Linked DNA regions of Homo sapiens: region 1 is linked to region 2. Evidence: chromatin loops called from intact Hi-C (ENCODE). Cell type or tissue: lower leg skin. All regions are shown on one strand. Links, peaks and the distances in the headings refer to the core of each region. The heading gives the core; the rest is flanking DNA. Region 1 has its middle 190 kb from the start of GACAT2. Region 2 overlaps MTCL1 (microtubule crosslinking factor 1).

Region 1 (4,398 bases), core at 332-4,331, 65 kb before region 2:
GTATGTGCTATTCACCATGCCATAGCCCTCTCAGTATGCATGGCTGTTCTGGGAACACAGAGGAGACGTGGGGTGGTGAGCAGGGAGACACCAGGAAAAGGGAACTTCTAACTCTGACTTTTTCTTTTCTTGAGACAGGCTCTCGCTCTGTCACCCAGGCTGCAGTGCAGCGTTGCCATCATAACTCACTGTAACCTCAAACTCCTGGCACAGTGATAATCCCACCTCAGCCTCTCCAGTAGCTGAGAAAGGTGTATGCCACCGTGCCCAGCTAATTAAAAAAAAGATTTTTTTGTGTGTGTGTAGAGATGGGGGTTTCACTGTGCTGCCTGGACTGATCTTAAACTCCTGGCCTGAAGCAATCTTTCCACTTCAGCCTCCCAAAGTGCTGGGATTACAGGTTTGAGCCACCACACCCAGCCCTAGCTTGGTCTTATAGGTAAGGAGTTAAGCTAATTAATTATGAGTGGGATAGTGTTGGGAGTAAAGGAGGCAGCATGAGAAATAGAAATATGAGAGTACAGGACAATTTGTGGAATGACATCTGTTCATTCATTTATTTAACAAGTTTTTTTTCCAGAAAGCCATCATTGCTAGGCCTGGGGATGGATTATCCCAGTCATCTCAGCTTTAAACTTAATGAGTTTCTCCCTTTTCCTCCAGGGGGCCACTGGGCAACTCTGTGGATGGTGGTACAGTCATTGTTATGAGGACCACAGGAGTGGAGAGGGCATGGGGGAAATGATTATTTCCAATGTGGGCAAGCGGAATTTGTGATGCTAGTGGGCAACAAGACAGACATGCCTAGTACATTTCTGATGAAATTGGTCTGGATCTGTGTCTCAGTTGTCTATTTCTGGGTAACAAACCACCTCACAACTCAGTGGTCTAAAGCAAACAATGTCTTATTATCTCTCATGATTCTGACTGAGCTCAGCTGTGTGGTTCTTCTGTTTCATGTGAGGCCAGGGGCTTGCTTGGGCTGAAGAGGTCCAAGAGGATTAACCCACATGCAGCCTTGGAGGGAACAGCTGGAGCTCCACCGGGCCTCTTCTCCCTCCCTGTCTCTCTTTCTCTCCCACTCTCTCTCCCTCCAGTCTTGGGACTTCTCCATATGACTTTTCACATGGTAGTTAAAAGCTCCTAAAGGCATGTGATCCAAGAAATGAGAAGCAGATGCTGCCAAGCCTCTTAAGGTTGGGCCTGGAATTGGCATGGTAAGATTTCTACCACATTCTCTTGGTTGATGTGAGTCACAGGCCAGCTGGGATTCAGTGTGGGAGAGGACTCTCCAAGGCATGAATATCAGAAAGTGTGGTTCCCTGGAGGTCATCTTTGTAGGGTAGCTATATGTAATTAAACTTGAAAATAGTATTCTTCATTTTTTTTTTTTTTTGAGACTGAGTCTTGATGTGTTGCCAGGCTGGAGTGCAGTGGTGCAATCTCAGTTCACTGCAACCTCCGCCTCCAGGGTTCAAGTGATTCTCCTGCCTCAGCCTTCCGAGTAGCTGGGACTACAGGTGTGCACCACCATGCCCAGCTAATTTTTGTATTTTTAGTACAGACGGGGTTTCACCATGTTGGCCAGGATGATGTCAATCTCTTGACCTCATGATCTGCCTGTCTTGGCCTCCCAAACTGCTGGGATTACAGGAGTGAGCCACTGAACCTGGCCTCCTCATTCTTTGAATCCATCACCAAATATTTCAGAGCTTGTATCTCAGCTAAGCCTGTTAGTAAAGTTGCTTTGATTAGTTTAAGTATTCCCTGAACAGTCTCCTCATCTCTGTCTAGTCCATGGGCAACTCAAGTGAATTCCTGATGGTATAATTGCAAACAGATCTTTAACTTGGAACCAAAGTGAGGGAGTGTATTAGTCTGTCCTTGCACTGCTATAAATAAATACCTGAAACTGGATAATTTATAAAGAAAGGTTTAATTGGCTCATGGTTCTGCAGGCTGCATAGGAAGCATGGCTGGAGAGGCCTCAGGAAACTTACAATCATGGCGGAAGGCAAAGGTGAAGTAGGTGCATCTTACATGGCTGGAGGAGGAAGAGAGAAAAGGGGGGAGGTGCTATACAATTTTAAACAACCAGATCTTCTGAGAACTTACTTGCTATTACAAGACCAGCAAGGGGGAAATGTACCTCCATGATCCAGTCACCTCCCACCAGGCCCCTCCTCCAACACTGGGGATTACATTTCAACATGAGATTTGGGTGGGGAGACAAATCCAAACCATATCAGGGAGTGAATGTTCTCAGTCTGCAAATACATTCGTTATACTGTGATGAGGAGGGTAGACCGGGACCCTGTCAGGTCCTCAGAACCTTGGAGAGTGGCTGTCCCATTCAGCTCTACAAGATGATGGCTGAATTGCTAATTTTGGAGTGGAAAGAAGAACGCTTTCATGTTCAGTTACTATCTGTCACTGGAATTCTATCACAGACTTCAGTTTTGGGCTTTGTGGGTTTTTAGGGTCATCTGCAGATATGTATTGAAGTATTCAATAGCATAGGCAGAAAGTAACACAGTCTTCATATTATTAAATACATTGTATTATTAATATCATGCTTCTTTGAGAATTTGTAAAAGTGAGAATTTTGCTGTGTATTTCCCATGGTAAAGATAAAGTGAGATAAAAACTCTCAATACACTGCAATTATTACTCAAAAAATAAATAAACATGTACTGTGTAGGAGTTCTTGTCCTCTCTTGCATGTTTTTTAACTTCAGGTTTGAACCCTGAATCACATTTTCTTGCTACTTAGGAGGACCCATCAGCCAATTTAAGAATGATCCAATTTCTCTCAATTGGCAATATCTCTAGATATAACACATACCACGCAGTCTTTGAATTCCATGAACACAGAATCAATGCTGACCATTTTTCTGCTATACTGCCCCACATTTTTTTTCATCTATAAAATATGAGTTAAAATTTATCTTAAAATAATAGTTGGAATAAATGAGCAAGTGAAAAGCACTTTGAAAATATATAGCACAAAACAACTGCACCACTAGCTATTATTACTATTCCTCAAAATATGTAGTATTTCTAGTCCTGTTGTCTATACTTCTTTCACCTTTCTAAGAGGTGTTGGGAAATTTATTCTTAACACTGAGATTATTAAGGCACAGCTATTATTCCCCCTTCTTGTGGCAATAAAGGACATATTATTTCAGCTATAGCTAACTTATAAAAATGTTCAGTTACTCATGTCTTAGCCCGAGTGAACATACATTATTATGCTACATTCTTTACTATTTGTAAAATAGTTGTCAGCTACAAATGCATTATCCTACACATTGAAGTTAATGATGGAAAAATGCTGCTGTCACAGAAAATTGGATTGTGAAAGTAGATAAATGCTCAGGTGCTTATTTTTAAAATAGCAAGCATTCATCTTGTGATAGTATTGGCTTCCAGTAGCTTTATCTCCATTACATAAGTGCCAGGCAGGCAATTATTATCCTGGAAGAGTGTGAGGACTTGTTATTTCATCAGCACATAAAGAGTCTTCCTACTAGATGCCATATATGGTCTGAAGTCCTGGACTCCAATCCAACCTCTTCATTTAAACACTTTTAAATTTGTATATTTTAAAATATAAACAATGATCCAAAATTCAGACACTTCAAAAAGGCATATAATGAAACGTCCCCCTTCCCTCCTCTCCTCCAGCCACACAGGGCCCCACCTTGAAGTCAAATGATGTTAATGGTTTCTTGTGTATATCTGAGATATTTTGTGCATATATAGACATAGATCTGTATATCTATCTTCCTTATTGCCCCCTGTTATGGACTGAATTTGTATTCCCCAAATTCTTATGCTGAAGCCGTAATCCCCAGTATGTCCTGCATTTGGAGATAGGGCCTTTAAAGAGATACTTAAGGTAAAGTGAAGTCATTTGGGTGGGCCCTAGGCCAATATGGTGTCCTTATAAGAGGAGGAGATGAAGACAAACACATGCAGAGGGAAAACCACATGAAGATACAAAGAGAAGATGGCCGTCTGCAAGCCAAGACAAGGGGCTCCAGGAAAAACCAAACTTGCTGACACCCTGATCTTGGATTTCTAGCTTTCAGAGTTGAGAGAAAATTTCTGTTGTTTAAGCCACCCAGTCTGTAATATTTGTTATGGCAGCCCTAGCAGACTAATATGCCTCTGCTATTTTTTTTTAATTTTTAATTTTTACAAACTAGTAGCATACAATGCCCACTTTGCTGGACCCCTCTTTTTCACTTACTATATTTTTCACGAAGTACATAAAAGCTTCCCTCTTCATTTATTGTTATGGATATATGAATTATTTTTATTATATGGTTGTAGCATAACTATTTGACCATTCTCCTACTGATGAACATTTAGAATATTTCCGATATTTTACTA
Region 2 (4,398 bases), core at 313-4,312:
CCACTGAGGACTTTGTACCTTTTCAAAATCATCCTGTATCCCCTCCAGCATACAGAATATCTGTCTTGTCTACTGGCTTCATGGCTTTTTCACTACAAAAAGTTCACTGAATCAGACAGTCTGAAGCATTAAAAAATTCGTAAAAAACAGTAACACTGACAAAATAAAATTAACTTAATCCACTCTAATTCAACATGGAAATAAACTGAACCAAAATGTAACAGTGCAAATTTAACAGAGGCAGTCAGGTATTGACAGCGAGGGTGTTCAGAATCTCTTAAAATGTACATTTTTTAAAACTTTTATTTTTTAAATCTATTTATACCTTATTTACCTTTTCGTTTAATATACTGTGTGTAAAAAAGATGGAGACAAAAATAGTTTTCTGAGCTATGAAAAAAATTAAGTTATTACAGGCACATTTACTGTTTCATTCTAGAAACATCTCAGTTTCACAGGTTGAACATTCAGCAGCTTTGTGTTTTTAAAAAACATTCTTTGACCTTGAGAAAACTAGATCTCTCCTGTTGGGCAGAGTTTTGTTCATGGTGATGGTGTGGTTATGCAAATTACAGTGAATTATACTGTGATAATCCATGCAAGCTTGCATCTCGGTGTGGCTGCTCCTCGGGCGGCTCCTCGCCACCATGCTCCTCCAAGGACGTCGGGTCTCCGGGTGACTGAGGCTGTGAGGCAGTGGGGGAATGTGGGGCCCAACGGGACGGAGGGCGACGGTTTGCTGGTCTCTCGGGCCTGGAGAAGCAGGGCTCTAGGGATGGAGCTAGTGCAGAACAAGGTAGTTCCTTCAGAGCCGAGAAAGGGAGACAGGGTTACTCAGACCGGCAGTGTCACCAGTGGATGATTCCCCCAAACACACTTCTCAACAGACTCAAGTGAGATGAAGTATACACCACAGGCAACTCGTGAATATTAACTACTTTCTATGCTCATGCAGAATAACTTAAAATAATAAAGAATTCAACACAAATGATCAGTGACATGAATGGGAAGAGACCAATTATGATTAAACACAGCAATACTGTGAGATGAGTCAGCTTGCAAAGCTCCTTTAGAATTGGGCTGGGGTATACAGAAGGCATGACACAGTGACTGTGGCAGCGGTCTCCACAGGCCACTTCATCATATTCCTATCTGGTAGATCTGTTCATTTGGCCCTTTTGTATGATCTATTTAGCTACAGTGGACAAGTGAACTGGTCCTACAGGGCCTGGATCTACTGGGAGCCCACAAAGAGACCTCTGATTTCATTCAGCTGTGTTAGCAATGGCAGTCGTCTTAAACGAACTCTGCTACTGTTTATTTGAAATTGACTGGGAGTAGCTTAAACAAACTCCCACAACATGGCAAAAATGCTGCAGGCAGAAATTTTAATTTGGGTCTGGTTTTCTTTAATGACTGTTCAATTGCAGCAGCATTTTAAAAAGGTAGAATCAGAATGTACTGGTGGTTTTGTGTTTCAGGCATCCTAATGTTCTGCGAGCAGGTGATGCAAGACACACTCAACCATGTGCAAATCACCTAGAATCCTTATTCTCAAGCTACTTTGTTTTTAAAGAATGTTGAGCTCCTTGTCCTTACATGTTACAAAACCAGGACACCCAAATTTGGAATTTGCTGATACACAGAAATGTAAAAAGCTGTGGCATGAGAAAACTGAGTTGCCCAGCATGGAGCCCGCTGGCTGGAATGACACTCAGACACTGGAAGCTTGAGGTGAACTGAATGGAAGGCACAGGAAGGATGACAGAGAACAAGGACCCTCAAAGAAAGGAAGTGAGTTGGAGGATTTAAAAAGATGTGACAAGCAACTGAAAAGACCAGGATGAGGACAGCCCAGCCAGTGGTGCAGGGGAGCAGCAGCGGGGGAAGGACAGACGGCTGCACGGAATGGGCAGTGTCACTCGGGAGAAGATGGAACACGGCAGAGACAGCATGGCCCGAGGACAGCGTGGGAGCCACAGGCTTCCAGAAGAGCAATGGGGCGAGCGGTTTCCCTGCCTCCCTCTGGGGTCAGCAGAAAAGGAACAGTGGCCCTGGAGACTATGCTTCATGCTCCCTGCTGCTTTTGTGGCTGGAACTTCATACGGCCACAGGGAGAAGCTTCTGTTCCCAAAGCATTATGCTAACAGTACCGTGACAACCAGAAATACCTCTCCAGTTAAAACTCCACCAGCGCCACCAGCCACCAAGATGCAGACTAACCCAAGGTGCTCCTGTGTCCTCATCTCACTGCAGCCCACAGTGCTTGACTGGGACACACGGTTTGGGAAATCTGTGTGTTTTGTGTCTGCGCTCCCCTTGTTATAGAAGTAGTGTGTGTGTTGTGTATTGTGTATCTGTTCTGTGTGTGTTGTGTGTTGGTGAAGCTGCTGTCATAGGTTTATCTGACACCACCGTATCCCGTTCCGCCTGGCTGGTGCTGAAGAGCAGGCTTTTTATGAGACCATTCAGTACCCCCTCTTTGCCAGCCTCTGCTTGTGAAGGAAGAATCACTGTGAGTCTGCATTCAAGGGAATCAACCTTTTCCTTAGTAACACACCGGCATGTACAAGCAAACGATGCTGCGCTTTCCCGAGAAGCCACTGTGGTCGCTGCATGGCATGGTGTCCTGGGATGCTGCCCCTGTAGCACGTTTCTGGGAATTGACCCTCCCTGTGTTCCCTGTCATCTTTTCATGGGGATACATCTGTTGTATTTGACAACAGATACTACTGGCTTCGAGTCAAGGCCAGTGGATGAGGTGGGTGGATGACTATATCCTTGATCAAAAAGTATATCTTTTCTCATGTGCTTTGACTCAGACTCTGAAAGCAATTCTGAGGGAAGGTCTCAAGATATTTGGAGTGGGGATGATTTTGTTGTTTATTCATTCAACAAATATTTATTGAGCATTTACTCTGTCACCCACGGTGCTCACTTGGAAGGACAAGATATATTTGGGTTCATTCCTTGTGGTATGGTTGTTGAAAAATGAAAAACAAAAGCCTTATCACATTAGGGTCACACCTCATTTCAGCACATGCCAGTGCACGTATAACCAAAATGTTGACCAGTCCTGGGTGGCTGGGCCCAAAGACCCCCTCAGGCAAGACCCCTGTGCCTAGGATGTCCCCTCCTGGCCAGTATCTACTCAATTCTCTGAAAGCATATTGGCTGCAAATGTACAAAAGCGGAGAAATCTCAGCAGAATCTCTATAACCTAAAAACCCTTCTTTGCATTGAGTGGTCAACCCTCTAGCAGAGCAGATGAGTCTCTGGCCTTATCAATCTGTTCCTGGGTTTAGGCGAACCTCCTGGAACTTGGGGTGAGCGAGGGTACCGCCACCGGGCAGAACTCCCTCAGGTGATGAGCGTCAGGTGCCAACTGCGAGTTACACAACACGACCTCTCCAGACAGTTGGGAAACAAGGAAGGAAGCACTTACAGCGTGAGGCGGGCAGGGCTAGAGTCCCCAGGGGGCAGTTAGCAAGACAGTTTGGTTCTGGACAGAACAGACAGAGAAAGAAAAGAAAAGCAAGAAGGTTGGAAAGTGTTTTTTAAACAGGAGAACAATAAAGGTTTAAAGTCAGCAAGCCCGGAGGTAGAGGACCATCCCTCTCGCTCAGGGGTAGCCACCAGGAGAGACTTGCGGGCTCTCAGATCTAGCACATTCACTCCAAGGCAGGTGTGGGGAAGTGGCCAGGCACTAGGCACACAGGCCTGCCCTCTGCCATCTGCCCAGAGAGAAGAAGGAAACTCCATGGAGGAGTCACAGACCTCCCTCTAGTTTCTATGCTTCCGAGTCACCCTTTAGCATTTAACATTTCAAACAGCACTTTGGCAAACAGAGATATGGAAATTGCATGACTGGTATCTAAAACAGAGACTATTATACGGCTGCGTTTGTTTCGGTCACAACAGCCAAGCTACTGCCACTTACTCTAAAAAGTTCCCCTCACATTTTCCACTTAGGGGAGGGAGGAAGAGCATTCCATTTTCAGATTCTTTCTCTTCACACCGGAACTCCTCACGGCTTCTCTCTGCACTGCTGAACTAGTGCCATGGTGTCAAGAGAAAAAGAGGCCCGAGTGGCTTATGGGATGACAGTGCAGTGAGAAAGGGAGATTTCTTGTCACCTGCATCACTCCTGGGTGTGGATGCCTGAGTGAACATTCGGGGAAAGATTCCGCAACAGCGCACTGGGTGGGCTTGGAATCAGAAGTAGTCCTGGGGATTTGGGAACGCATACCGAGAACTACTGCATAATTCATGGAGCAATGGGAAGGGGTTGCAATGGCCTGAATATATTACATCAATTCAGAACAATCCCACTGGAATCTAGAACGAGGAAAATTCCAACAGAAATGGAAAAAAGAGCCCGTGGCATTTAGATGCTGC

Evidence for each region. A loop is a pair of places that touch in the nucleus more often than their neighbours do. Peaks named below come from ENCODE experiments on the same cell type or tissue, not always from the same donor. Only the 100,000 strongest peaks of a DNase experiment are listed, where the experiment ranks them.
Region 1: a loop joins it to region 2, with 4 times the contacts of the local background. A loop is called at or near these places in 1 of 110 quality-filtered maps.

Annotation. Positions count from the first base shown.
Region 1 is chr18:8,892,959-8,897,356 of GRCh38, reverse strand. No RefSeq gene overlaps it. Among named protein-coding and RNA genes, the nearest start is that of GACAT2, 190 kb to the right of the region's middle. In lower leg skin, for the core only: no CTCF peak of the experiment used is centred there; no DNase peak of the experiment used is centred there.
Region 2 is chr18:8,828,012-8,832,409 of GRCh38, reverse strand. It overlaps MTCL1 (microtubule crosslinking factor 1), which reads right to left. Exons shown (of 15, transcript NM_001395333.1): 15 at 1-803. The coding sequence ends at 570. Among named protein-coding and RNA genes, the nearest start is that of GACAT2, 120 kb to the right of the region's middle. RefSeq lists enhancers at 1,424-1,946, 1,947-2,470. In lower leg skin, for the core only: no CTCF peak of the experiment used is centred there; a DNase peak (open chromatin) is centred at 1,909.